Regions from separate parts of the Homo sapiens genome. Here region 1 is linked to region 2. A link is a contact called in ENCODE Hi-C or POLR2A ChIA-PET data. All regions are on one chromosome and are shown on one strand. The core of a region is the stretch at or near the end of the contact, and the rest is flanking DNA. Distances in the headings are between cores, read along the strand shown. Region 1 has its middle 8.6 kb from the start of PGF. Region 2 overlaps RPS6KL1 (ribosomal protein S6 kinase like 1).

Region 1 (5,949 bases), core at 1,867-4,366, 58 kb before region 2:
CCCTGTGGTCTCAGCTACTTGAGAGGCTGAGGCAGAAGGATTCCTTGAGCCCAGGAGTTTGAGGCTGCAGTGAGCTGAGCTCGTGCCACTGCACTCCAGCCTGGATGACAGAGCAAGACTCTGTCTCAAAAAAAAAAGTGCTAAGAGGACTGAGATCAGAAGTCAGACTCCATGCAGCATAAGGAACCAGGAGCCTGAGTTCTGGTTCTGACCTCTAACCTTGCTAGCTGTGTGGGCCTGGACAAGTTCTTCAGCTTCTCTGAGTCTCCCTCACCTCATTCATCTGCCTCACAGCGGTGTTTCCAGCACAAAGTATATGAAAGGAGTCTGAAATCATACGTCTCTATAAGAGATTATTAATACTATTATTGGTTGAATCACAAATCTATTGTCACTGAAAATCTTTCCAGTGCAGACAACCAGAAGTAAAAATGAGGAAAAAAGGGAGGTGCTACGAGGGAATGAGAGGCAGGAGGCCTGGAAAGGGGGAATTGGGCCCCTCCTTTACAATCTGATCCGGGTGTGGGATCACCTGCAAACTGCCTGATATGGTTTGGCTGTATCCCCACCCAAATCTCATCTTGAATTGTAGCCCCCATAAGCCCCACGTGTTGTGGGAGGGACCCAGTGAGAGGTAAATGAATCATGGGGGTGGGTTTTTCCCATGCTGTTCTCGTGATAGTGAGTAAGTCTCACGATATCTGATGGTTTTATAAAGGGCAGTTCCCCTGCACACGCTCTCTTGTCTGCTGCCACGCAAGACGTGACTTTGCTCCTCCTTCCCCTTCTGCCATGATTGTGAGGCCTCCCCAGTCATGTGGAACTCTTGAGTCCATTAAACCTCTTTTTCTTTATAAATTACCCAGTCTCAGATATTTCTTCATAGCAGTGTGAAAATGGACTAATATACTGCCCCCTGTGACCTCAGCATAGGCCTTCCCCAGCACGGGACCCCGGCAATGTCTAATGCAAAAAGCATGGTCTGGCATCATATAACTAGTGTTCAAGTTCCAGCTCAGCCACCTACTGGCTGGGTGACCTGAGGTAAGTTACCCAACCTCTCTGTGCTCATGATTCTCATCACTAAAGTGGGACCAATGCCAACCTCTCAAGCCCGTTGTGAGAAATGAATAAGATCACACATGTATACATGAGCCCTGACATGTAGTAAGTGCTTGGTGAATATGGGTTCCAGGGAATTCTGCAGGCTCCTGGAAGAAAGATACGGAAATGATTCAGGTGCATGATGTCATCTGGAGCATTGAATTCATCATCTGGGAGAACTGGACTCCCCAGAGCTTTCCTGACCTGAAGCTAGAGCTGGAAAGTAAGAGAGTAAAATCACAGATGTCAGTTTCCAACTCCACCTCCATTCTCACCCCACGCCCTCCCACCCCCACCTCATTACACCCAAAGTAGGGGCCAATCCTGTCCCTTAGGATCTCTTGGGCTATAGACTCGAGACCTTGCTCTTTCAGATGAAGGAAGCTGGAGGCAGAGGAGGATCTTTGGAGAAGCAGCCAAGTGTTCTTTGACTCATAGAAGAGTCCAAGGCCCGAGGGGCCAGCTGGAGGTCCACTGTCTGTCTGCTGAAAGCTCTGCTAGACTTTCTGTCTCCTCCACCCCTGGAGATCCAACCATAAGTGGAATTAATCCGGCTCCCCTCTGCACCCCTTGCCCCCAACACAGTTTCCTTCCTGTGCTCCATGGGAGATGAGAGCTGAAAGGGAGGGATGCATCTGGGGAGGCTGGTCTAGCTCAGCTGGACCACAACATCTGTATCCTTAGCTGTGGCCTCCTCGTTCCTGCTTCAAACTGGGAGGGAATGGAAGAGCCCAGTTCTTCCCAGGAAACTGATGTGACTCACTTCCCAGGAGGAGCCATGGAAGAATGCAATCTTTTCTCTATGACACTCATATAGAACCATGGGACTAATTTTCTCACCTTTAGAAGGCAAAAATGGGAAACAGCACATTTTAATAGAAAACTCCAAAATAATAGTGGTTTAAACAAGATAGAAGCTTATTTCTCCAACACATAATAATAATTCTGGATGTAAGCAGGTCAGGGCCGGTATGGCAGTTCCACACAGTTTTCAGGGTACCAATTTCCTTGCAAATAATTCTCATGGCCCAGGATGACTGCAAGAGCTCCTACCATCAGGTTTGAATTCCAGGCAATGTCTGGCAGATAGGGAAGCAGTGAAACATGCTCCTTCCTTTAAAGATACTTCCCAAAGGTCAAGCCCAACATTTTCACTTACACCCAGACCCTAAGAAATTCTAAGGGGTCAGGGATTGGCCAAAACGTAGTTCCAAGGCCACAGCCAGCTCCAAAAAAGGCTGAGAAACAAATTATTTTATCAGGATGACACTGGGTCCCATCCCTCTCCTCCCACGGTCACTGTCTTGATTCAGGCCACTCAGCTCTGCAGTAACCACAGATCTTGTTTTCCTGCCTCTGGGACAAACCCTTCACCTGTCCTCAGTTGTTTCTCCAAAACACACATCTGGCTATATCACTCCCCTGCTCAAGAACCGGCGATGGCTCCCTAGAGCCCTTGGAATAAACTGTGAACTCTCAGTCTGGTCTTCAAATCTCTTCACAACCTGACCCCAGCCAGCCTCACCTCCAGGCATAGCCCTTCCCCTCCCCTGCACACAGTCTAGCCCCATCAGATTCCTAGATGTTCCTCAAATAACCCATACTGTGTCCAGCTTCACTCCTTGACTATAATGCCCTTTCTGCCCTTCTATTCCTCATAAGCTTCAATCCGTCCTGTAAGATGCTACACAAGCATTACTTTCTCCAGGTCACATCTTTCTTGACCCCTTTCCTGCTCCCTCTGTGGGCCTCCTCAGAAGTCTCCCGAACACTCTGTCTTCCACACGCCTGAATGTGCTGGAGAGGACAGGCCACCTGGAACGTGCAGACCTGCTCAGCTGCCTGCAACCACAAGTCTGCGTCAGAGCCCCTGGAAGCTCTTTTTTGCACAGACTTGGTATTAAGCCAATGTTAAGCTGTTCTTCCTGGACTGGAAGCTGCTCGAGAGCCATCACCGTCTTGGTGTCCCCAGCACTGAGCCAGAGCTGGCACCGTACAGGGTTGAATGCAGGAAGAACTCATAGAACACTCAGTTTCTTGTCTCCTTCCTCCTTAGCTCAGGCCACCCCTGCCAGGAGCCTCTGCTCTTTGTCAGGGATGAAATCTGAGCCTGCCACACAGGTGCTCTGGTCCTGTGGAATCACCCACCCTGGCCTCGCTCTCTCTGAAGCACAGAGGACAACTGACCAAGCTGTAACACTCCAAGGGATGACAGTAAAATGGAACAGATCCAGCTCTCCCAGTGTCCTCACCCAGATCCATGCTGCTCCAATTATGAGTTTAGTCCGTACTGTCCCCACTGACCTCCTGCTCCCTAGCAGAGACAGCGTCACTCCCAACAAGCACATTAGCCCCTTGCCATCCCCCAGGCTCCCCGGATCAGGATGAGCACTGGATCTCCTGCCAAGCGGAGACTCCAGACCTTCACCCCAGTGCCAGCTCCGGGATGCCGAGTGACAGCCTTCGGGGCCAGACTGGCTGCCTCCCGACTCTGCAGCCTTTGGACACAGTGTGCAGAGGGTGAGGGGCCGCTTCCTCTGTCTCTGAGACATGGGGGACCCCAAGCCCCTCCCACAGTCGCTCAGGGAAGTCCTTCAGTTACCACCCAGAAAGCAGGCATTGCTTTTTTTTTTTTCCCCATTTGGGGTGGGGAAGTCCCCTGAAGAAGACTTTAGTCACACTGCCACCTTGAAGACACGCTGGGGCATTAAGACCTCCTTCTCCAAGAAGCCTCAGGCCCTGGTCCCGGGGCCCATCTCCTCTCCCTTTTCACAGAATCTTCTAGCAGGGCTCGGATGCCTTCCCTAAGGGAAGGGATGGTCAGGATTCCCAGGCCAGGGAGATCCAATATGTATTTTGATTCCCCACCTTTATATACACACGCACACACGCAGCCTAGCATCATCTTCCCCACCGTTTATGCTCCCTTAGCATTTTGTACCTTGGCTGTGTTCATCAGAGGCTGATTCATAATTATCTGTGGTTGTCTAGGAACTGGGATCACCTCTGTCTCCTTATGTGCCTGGCACACAGAACAGGCCCCATGGACATGGGCACCCTCTTCTCTCTCATCTTATCCCCAGATCCTTCTCTATGGAGAAGGGGGTCTTGGAGGTTGGCTCCTCCCCTTGGAGGGCTGAGAAATAACCCAGAGACTCTCCTGTTCTGGGATGGCTTCCCTGACAGGTGACCAGGGTGGTCTGCTAGGAGCTTGGAGGAAATGTATTTTCTCCCCGAAACAATCAAGATCACTGAAGTTGTTAAGCATTTACAACGTACTGTGCTGCATGATTGGCTTCCTCTTCCTCATTTAAGCCACACAGCCCGCCCCTGAGATGGGTTAGGAAGCTGCAAAGACTTGCCCAAGGTCACACGGCCAGTAAGAAGCAGGATCTTAATCCCTCCCCGACACTGTCTCCTAGGTCAGCCTCAGCTGATCCTTGTCCATTTCTCTTGCTTCTGTTACTTGCGGGCTGCGGGACCCAGGACCTCGCATGAGTGACTTCACCTCTCTTGACCTCCATTTTCTCAGCTGAAATGTGGGCACAATAATACTTCCCTTGAAGGTGGTTCAGAAATTTCCAAGTATTGAGCGTGTTAAGCAGGGAGCCTGCACAGAGTAGGTGCAAATGGCAGGAGCCACCACCTGCCAGCATCCCCCAGGCCTCCCCAGTGGAGTGGGGGCAGAGGAAGTGGTGACCTACTGCCCCCTCTGAGGAGAACCACCCAGCTGTCAACCCGAGGCGGGACCGCCCCGAGCGATCGCAGGCTCTCCATTTCTCCAAAGCCTCCGTTCCTCATCACAGCCAATTAGTTACAAATAGCTTCCTCTCCTCGTGTATCACTTACACAACAGAAAGGGGTGATTGTTCCTGAGGAAGAAGGTCTCCCTGGGCCCCTCTCGCCAGAGCAGCTGAGAGCTGCAATGGGGATGGGAAAGGGGCTTAGGAGAAGAGGGGCACAGTCCCGGGAACTAAGGATGTGGTGGGTCCCAGGCAGGTGGGAAGGGACTGGCTGAGTGTCCACCCCTGGTGGGCAACAGACAGGTAGGGGTCCAAGGCTTAGAAAGGGCCCTGTGTTGTAAGAGCAGAAAATGAAGATAGCTCAGAGGCCTCGCTCCTGAACAGCAGCTCACCAAGCCATCCCCAGCTGGGAAGGGACTGGCTGATTGTCCATCCCTGGTGGGCAACAGACAGGTAGGGGTCCAAGGCTTAGAAAGGGCCCTGTGTTGTAAGAGCAGAAAATGAAGATAGCTCAGAGGACTCGCTCCTGAACAGCAGCTCACCAAGCCATCCCCAGCTGGGGAGGGATTGTCACCCTCTGGGGTACCTGGAACAGAGCAGGTGCCCGGCCTCTGGATTTCAGAAGAGCTTTCTACACCACTGGGATATAAACACCCTCTCTCAAATCAGCCATGGCTGGCACTCCAGTCCTCCAGTTTTCTTCTTTTCTTTCTTCTTCCTTTTTGTTGTTTTGTTTTCCGGAGACAGGATCTCACTCTGTCGCCCAGGCTGGAGAGCAGTGTTGTTGTGTTATCACAGCTCACTGCAGCCTCAACCTCCTGAGCTCAGGCAATCCTCCTGCCTCAGTCTCTTGAGTAGCTGGGACCACAAGAACACACCACCATGCCTGGCTATTTTTTTTTCATACAGATGGGGTCTCACTATGTTGTCCAGACTGGTCTCAAATTCCCCCCAGGTTTCAATAAAGCCCAGGTTATTGAAGCTGGGTCCTGGAAGAGCCTGGGAGGAGACTCAGTGTTCGGGAGGCTGTCTGGACATGAGGTGTGGGCTGTGGCTCCCAGAGCCTCCCTATGTCCTTGATGGTCCTTGACTTTGCTGCCAC
Region 2 (5,948 bases), core at 2,300-4,799:
CCTGGGAGTACCCTGTGGGCTCTGTGGGCCTCAGAGTGCTGTGCCTCTGTGGAGGGTGCTGTGCCCCTGCCGAGTTTCTGCCCAGCAAGGCCATTGGCTCCTACCGCATGACTGTTGGGGGAAGCCCTGCAACCCCCTCCCCTGTATCAGCTGTCCTCAATCTGTCCCCTCCTTTTTCCTCCCACACACTGGAGGTCACATCCGGCTCACATATTTTGGCCAGTGGTCAGAGGTGGAGCCCCAGTGCTGCGGGGAGGCCGTGGACAATCTCTACAGCGCCCCAGGCAAGAAGGGGGGAGGCCAGGGTGGGCCTTAGCACCTGGGTGCCTTTGTGTGGGTTGTGCCCAGAGTCTGAGAATGACAGAGCGGGTGGGTGGTGTCTGGGTAGGCTGAGGAGAATGGAAGAGGCCCTCTTAGGTGAGGCTGGGACACCTGTGTTCTTGTTCCCACAGAGGTGGGTGGGATTTCCGAGCTGACGGAAGCCTGTGACTGGTGGAGCTTTGGGTCTCTACTGTATGAACTGCTGACGGGAATGGTGAGTGGCTGGGCTGGGTGTAGTGCCCTGGTGGGTGCCACTGAGTGTGGGATGGGCCAGGCTTAGTCCATCCAGCCAGTCTGGGCAGAGACTGCCTGGCTGTCCTACCAGCACAACTGCCCCCGAAGCCAGGGACACACTTAGCACTCCCAACACATTAGTTGGCTATAGCTAAGGAGACTGTCAACTTCTATGAATACGAGTAGAGTGGGATGGTCAGGGAAGGTTTCTGCCAGAGAGCCTGGGCCCAGGTGGTGTCAGATTTGGAGGAAGCGCGGAATGTGACACAGCCCTTCTTCCCTGGAAGGCTGTTCAATCATCCTGAGCCCGCTGTTCACTCCTCCCACCCATGACCTCGTTGGCTGTCACCCCCAGACCTTAGCTGGAGGATGGGAGAGAGGGGCTCTTTCACCCAGGCAAGCAGCTGCCCTGTCCAGCCTGGGTCAGCCAAGAGCTCAAAAGATCCCCCTGCAAACACTCCGGGAACCTGTGTTTGCAGGTTGCAATCAGAGCAGGCACTCTTGGGAACAGTTGATGGCTCTGCCTTCTGTCCTCCCCTCATGAGCTGAACACTGCAACTGAGGCCAGTTATGTAGGCAGCAAGGGGGAGGCCAAATTGCATTTGAGCAGGAAATAGCCGAAATGGATGCAGCGTGAACTGAAGTCCAGAGCTGACCAGTCCATCCAGGCTCCCTCCTGCTTTCGTCCCATGGCACGGGGTCCCGAAAGTCCTGGCTGCAATTTCCCCCAGAGTGGCTCTCTCTTTTCCTGTCTCCTCCCACCTCTCCAGCCCAGAGCTCTTGGCCTTCCTCCTGGGGGTTCCTGGAAGCTCATACTTCCCTCCAGACAGACCCTCTGCTCCTCAAAGCTGTGCCTTTCTGGGGTGTGGAGAGGTCCTATTTTCTTTTATTGCCACGCCGCTGCCTTGGCCCCGATGGTAGCATGCCATGGCCTGCTGCCAAATGAACAGCCCGTGTGGATTTTTAAAATAAGGAGACAAGTTCCATCACTATTCCCAAGAGTGCCTGCCCTGATTGCAACCCAAGATAGTTGCTTCTAGCAAGCTTGGAGCCAAGAGACCTAGGTTCAAACCCTGAACTCAGCACAAGTCCCTTTACCTCTCTGGGCCTGTTTCTTGCCTTTCGTGGATAACATAAAGGCACTGCTTAGCCATCAGGCACTGTGTCTGGCTGTAGCAACTATCATTATTGTCATCCTCCTCATGGGCTGTGACATGGGGAAAAAAAATCCTGGCTGCCACTGGAGTGTAGACGGTCCTGGGGTTGCCTCCTCAGAGGCCCTTCCCTGTGTCCTCCCAGGCACTGTCCCAGAGCCACCCTTCAGGAATCCAGGCCCACACCCAGCTCCAGCTGCCCGAGTGGCTCAGTCGCCCAGCGGCCTCTCTGCTGACTGAGGTGAGGTGTAGCCCGGCCAGAGGAAGCAGCTGCCTAGCCTGAGGAAGGTGCTGGGAGGGGCACAGAACTGTGTCTGAACCACGTGTGCTTCGTGCTCAGTGTCTGATGTGGGTGCAGAGGGCAGTAGGGGCAACACATTTCTATATGTTGGTGGCCAACCACCACCAATGTTCCCAGGGTAAAATGGGGGTTCTGTGGGCCAGGCTGCCAGGGAGCAGGCCCCCTAGAGGCCATAGTGGTTGGAGTCCCTGGAGGTCACCCCATGCCTCCACAGCTGGAGTGGCCCAGCTGACTGGGCCTCTCTCTGCAGCTGCTGCAGTTCGAGCCTACCCGGCGCCTGGGCATGGGAGAAGGTGGTGTCAGCAAACTCAAGTCCCATCCCTTTTTCAGTACCATCCAATGGAGCAAGCTGGTGGGGTAAGAGGGCAGAGCGGGTGACGGAAGCAGCTGGCCTGGTCTGGATCGCCTCTCCTCCTTGCCTGACACCCAACCCAGGGCTGGCCCTCTATCAGCGGGCTTTGGGCGAGGAATGGAGGGCACTGTCTGTCCTGCTGGGCTCCCACTGGGGCCTCAGAATTATGGCCACCACCCAGGAAGGGCCAGCTCCTGGAAAAGCTGGAGGTGGGGGCAGTCAAGGCTTGCCCTGCTAAGCAGCTTGAACCATCTACCCATCAGTCAACAGACCCGTTGAGCATGTGGACTCACCATGTTAAAGGTTGCCTTCTGTGGCACTGGCGCTGAGCTGTTGACCACCTGCTGCACCCTACTGTGAGGTTCTGTGACTCACTCACTGCCATGTTGTGCCCCACTCAGGACATCTCTGGAGACTCATCTCAGGACACTGATCCACTGGCTCAGTGGACCCAAACCAGACTGTCCTGGCTAGTCCTCTTAGTCACACAGCGAGTAGGCCTCTTCCACCAGAAGCTGTTCGTGCAGCTGGGGAGGCCCAGAAGCAGGGATGCCATCTGTTGTGCAGGGAGGGATGAGGTAGGGGACAGGATGACCCCCACCCCCACCCCCCCACCCCCGATTCCTGACCATGCCCCCTATCTTGTGATTTCAGACTTGGGAGAGCAAAAGGGAGGGGAAGAAAATAAGAGTAATGGGGGGAGGAAGGAATGCATGGGTCTGCCCCTTAGAGCAAGTCTGAAACCAGAATCAAGAGTCCTCCTCCCCAGTGGGCCTGTGTGGGGGAAGAGGGGCAGCCTGCCCCAGGGGTGCAAGAGGACAGCAATTCAGCTTCCAGGCCAAAGCAGTTTAGACAAGGTGTGCCCATCAGGACTCCCTCTCAGGCCCTGGCTGTTTACCATGTCACTGCCTACTGTGACTTCATGCCCTTTTGGGATAAGAAACCACAAAACGCATGGAACAACTATCCATGGCTCTTAGCCAGAAATGTCTTGCCTCTGGTCTCTGAAAAGCTGGGGTGAGTGGTTACCTCAAAGACAATTGCCTCCAGTTTGGGGGCTCCTCTCAGGGTTCACCCTGTCACCGGGGCGTGGGACCGACCTGGGAAATTTCCACTAGAGTTTTGCCCTCAGCTCCTCCCTGCCAGCATCCCAGTCACCACCAGGTGGCGCTTCTGACACGGTCCACGTGCCTGGCTCTGAAGGCCCAACTGTCAGACCAGACCCCTCACTCATGGTGGGGAGACTTGACTTCCTCGGGCTCTTCAGGAGACTGAGACAGAGAAGACAAGTGAAAGCGCAGCCTGTACATGACTCTCTGTGGTCCACGTCCTGCCTCTCCCTGGGGTTTACACGGCCCCAATAAAGCCTGCTCTGGCCTACGGTGTTCTCGCTTCTTCCATGCAATGACCACGGCTCATTGGGGCAGGTTGGAAGGCTCCCCTGTAGAAGCTCCAGAGTGAAGTCAAGAGCGAGCTTGGGGCTGCCAGGAAGTAGGACGCAGGGCTGGTGGTGAGCAGCATGCCATGTGGGCCTCAGGGGAAGGGGTGGGGTCGGGGAGGACCAGGTTCTGTGGGGAAGAGGATGAAGAAGCCTTGGAAGAGGCTCATGGTGCCTGGGGGAATACCAGTTTCATCCTCACAGTGACCCCTTGCAACAGACGGTAGCTCCTGAGAAAACTGAAGCTCAAAAAGGTTAAGGACACAACCTAGCCAGAGTTGCAAGTTAGTGTTCCTTCTGCTACTCTCCCTAAGTCAGGCTGGACCACTTCCAACCACCGCTTCATGAAGCACAAGTCCCTTCTGGAACTTCTGTGCTTCATCCACCCAAAGCTACACATCTGACACTTTGTTGGGCCCTGAGTTTAGAATACTGTGGGTCCCAGCTCTTACAGTCGACCTCCTTTCGATAAAATGGGGTAAATAATGCCTATTTTGCAGGTTTACCAGATAGATAAATTAAAGCTTCTAACACCAAATCCTGTTCTTCCTTTCATTCAACCTAATTTGTTTTTCTATCTACTAGAGCTCTAGTTCTACTCTCTGGGACCCACTTCCCTCCTGTGACAGACCTTCACAGAGGGATGGCCTCACTGCAAGAGCTCAGCAGACAGGGACTCTGGAAAAGACAAGGCTGTGTTTAAGCCTGGACTCCATCACACCTGCCACCTGCAGTCTAGGTTAGCTACCCACCCTGTACACTCACGCTCACTGACCACTGCTCCTAGGTCATCAACCCTCACCTGTTCATGTGTATTGACCTTGAGCATCTTGGTCCACAAGGCTATCAAATCCAAATGAAATGAGATGCCCCCACTCCTCCCAAATCCATCACTGAAATAATGTAAGCCCACACAAAAAATGCAAGTCTACTGGTGTTTTGAAAGGGCTTCACAAAGATGGTGACCCCAAATTCTCTATTCTAGAGTATGGCTTGACAGGCTCAAGGAAGGTGGGGCACTAAGAGACTATGATGCTTTATGGAAACAAAACAAAAAACATCCTAAGCCCCCCAACCATCTGTATGGACCCCTCGTCTCAGTCAAGGGTATTCCAAAGTTAACCTGAAACGCTAGTTCGGGCCATGGTGGGAAGAGGGAGCCAGCCATTCCTCATTATACTCCCCTCCCTTTTGGAATTACTGTTAAAACAGGCTCCTTAAGTCTGATGAGAAGCATTTACAATCTATTTTCTCTGAAGCCTGCTGGCTGGAGGCTTCATCTGCATAAAACCTTGGTCTCCACAACCCCTTACTGTAACCCAGACATTCCTTTCTATTGATTCCAGGTCTTTAGATAATAACTCTTTCAACCAATTGCCAATCAGAAAATCTTTGATTCTGCCTATGACAACATCCCCAGGTCTTGAGCTGTCCTGCCTCTCCAGACCAAACCACTGTACATCTTACATGTACTGACTGGTATCTTATGTCTCCCTAAAATGTATTAAATGTATAAAACTAAGTTGTAGCCAGACGACCCTGGACACATGTTCTCAGGATCTCCTAAGAGTTGTATCACAGGCCATCAGTCACTCACACTTGGCTCAGAATAAATCTCTTCAAATATTTTTACAGAGGTTGACTCTTTTTGGCAACACTTTCCCGGCTGGCAGTCAGGGTTCTACCTTCTGTCAAATTATGAGTGTTAAGTTCCACATAAGGGATTTCTGATTTCACAAAATAAGCAACAGGACCTTGAGTGGCTTTCAATAATTTCAGTGCAACAGTGCTGGGGACTTGTACCACCTCAGTAGCCAAAAGGAACAGATACAGGAACCCTGTTTGAGAATATCTGCCCTTTAATTTGCATTTAAAATCAGTTTCTTTAAATACTTTAGTTACAAGTTCTGAATAGTGAAGACAGAGTAGTAGATGCTGCAGGCACTCAGTATTGGCTCCCACCCCTTCCCCCCTCCCCCACCCCCAGGCCTCACTTCTTGGCTTAAGATACAAAAGGGCACTCTCTACTGGCCCTGGTGTCAAACGTCAGCAGCCTCAGGCCTGGATGCAGTTGGATACAAAGCCATGAATCCCAGTGGCTCCAAGGAATTCCAATGATTGTGCCCAGATCCACGGGCAACACACCTT

What was found. A loop is a pair of places that touch in the nucleus more often than their neighbours do. ChIA-PET counts read pairs that join two places held with the same protein, here RNA polymerase II (POLR2A).
Region 1: a loop to region 2 is called in a map of endothelial cell of hepatic sinusoid, with 4 times the contacts of the local background. The contact joins two enhancer-like sites. A Hi-C loop is called at or near these places in 1 of 168 maps with a recorded cell type or tissue (endothelial cell of hepatic sinusoid). POLR2A ChIA-PET finds 5 or more read pairs at or near these places in 3 of 52 experiments (H1, PC-9 and activated CD4-positive, alpha-beta T cell).

Annotation. Positions count from the first base shown.
Region 1 is chr14:74,961,183-74,967,131 of GRCh38, reverse strand. No RefSeq gene overlaps it. Among named protein-coding and RNA genes, the nearest start is that of PGF, 8.6 kb to the right of the region's middle. RefSeq lists enhancers at 698-1,897, 3,657-3,806. Within about 2 kb of position 3,116, at least 7 of the 41 ENCODE cell types and tissues checked have a DNase peak (open chromatin) inside an H3K27ac peak, as active enhancers do.
Region 2 is chr14:74,903,437-74,909,384 of GRCh38, reverse strand. It overlaps RPS6KL1 (ribosomal protein S6 kinase like 1), which reads left to right. Exons shown (of 12, transcript NM_031464.5): 9 at 195-284; 10 at 453-535; 11 at 1,855-1,950; 12 at 2,261-5,434. The coding sequence ends at 2,371. DLST (dihydrolipoamide S-succinyltransferase) reads right to left here. Exons shown (of 15, transcript NM_001933.5): 15 at 5,642-5,948. Among named protein-coding and RNA genes, the nearest start is that of RPS6KL1, 17 kb to the left of the region's middle. Within about 2 kb of position 3,549, at least 7 of the 41 ENCODE cell types and tissues checked have a DNase peak (open chromatin) inside an H3K27ac peak, as active enhancers do.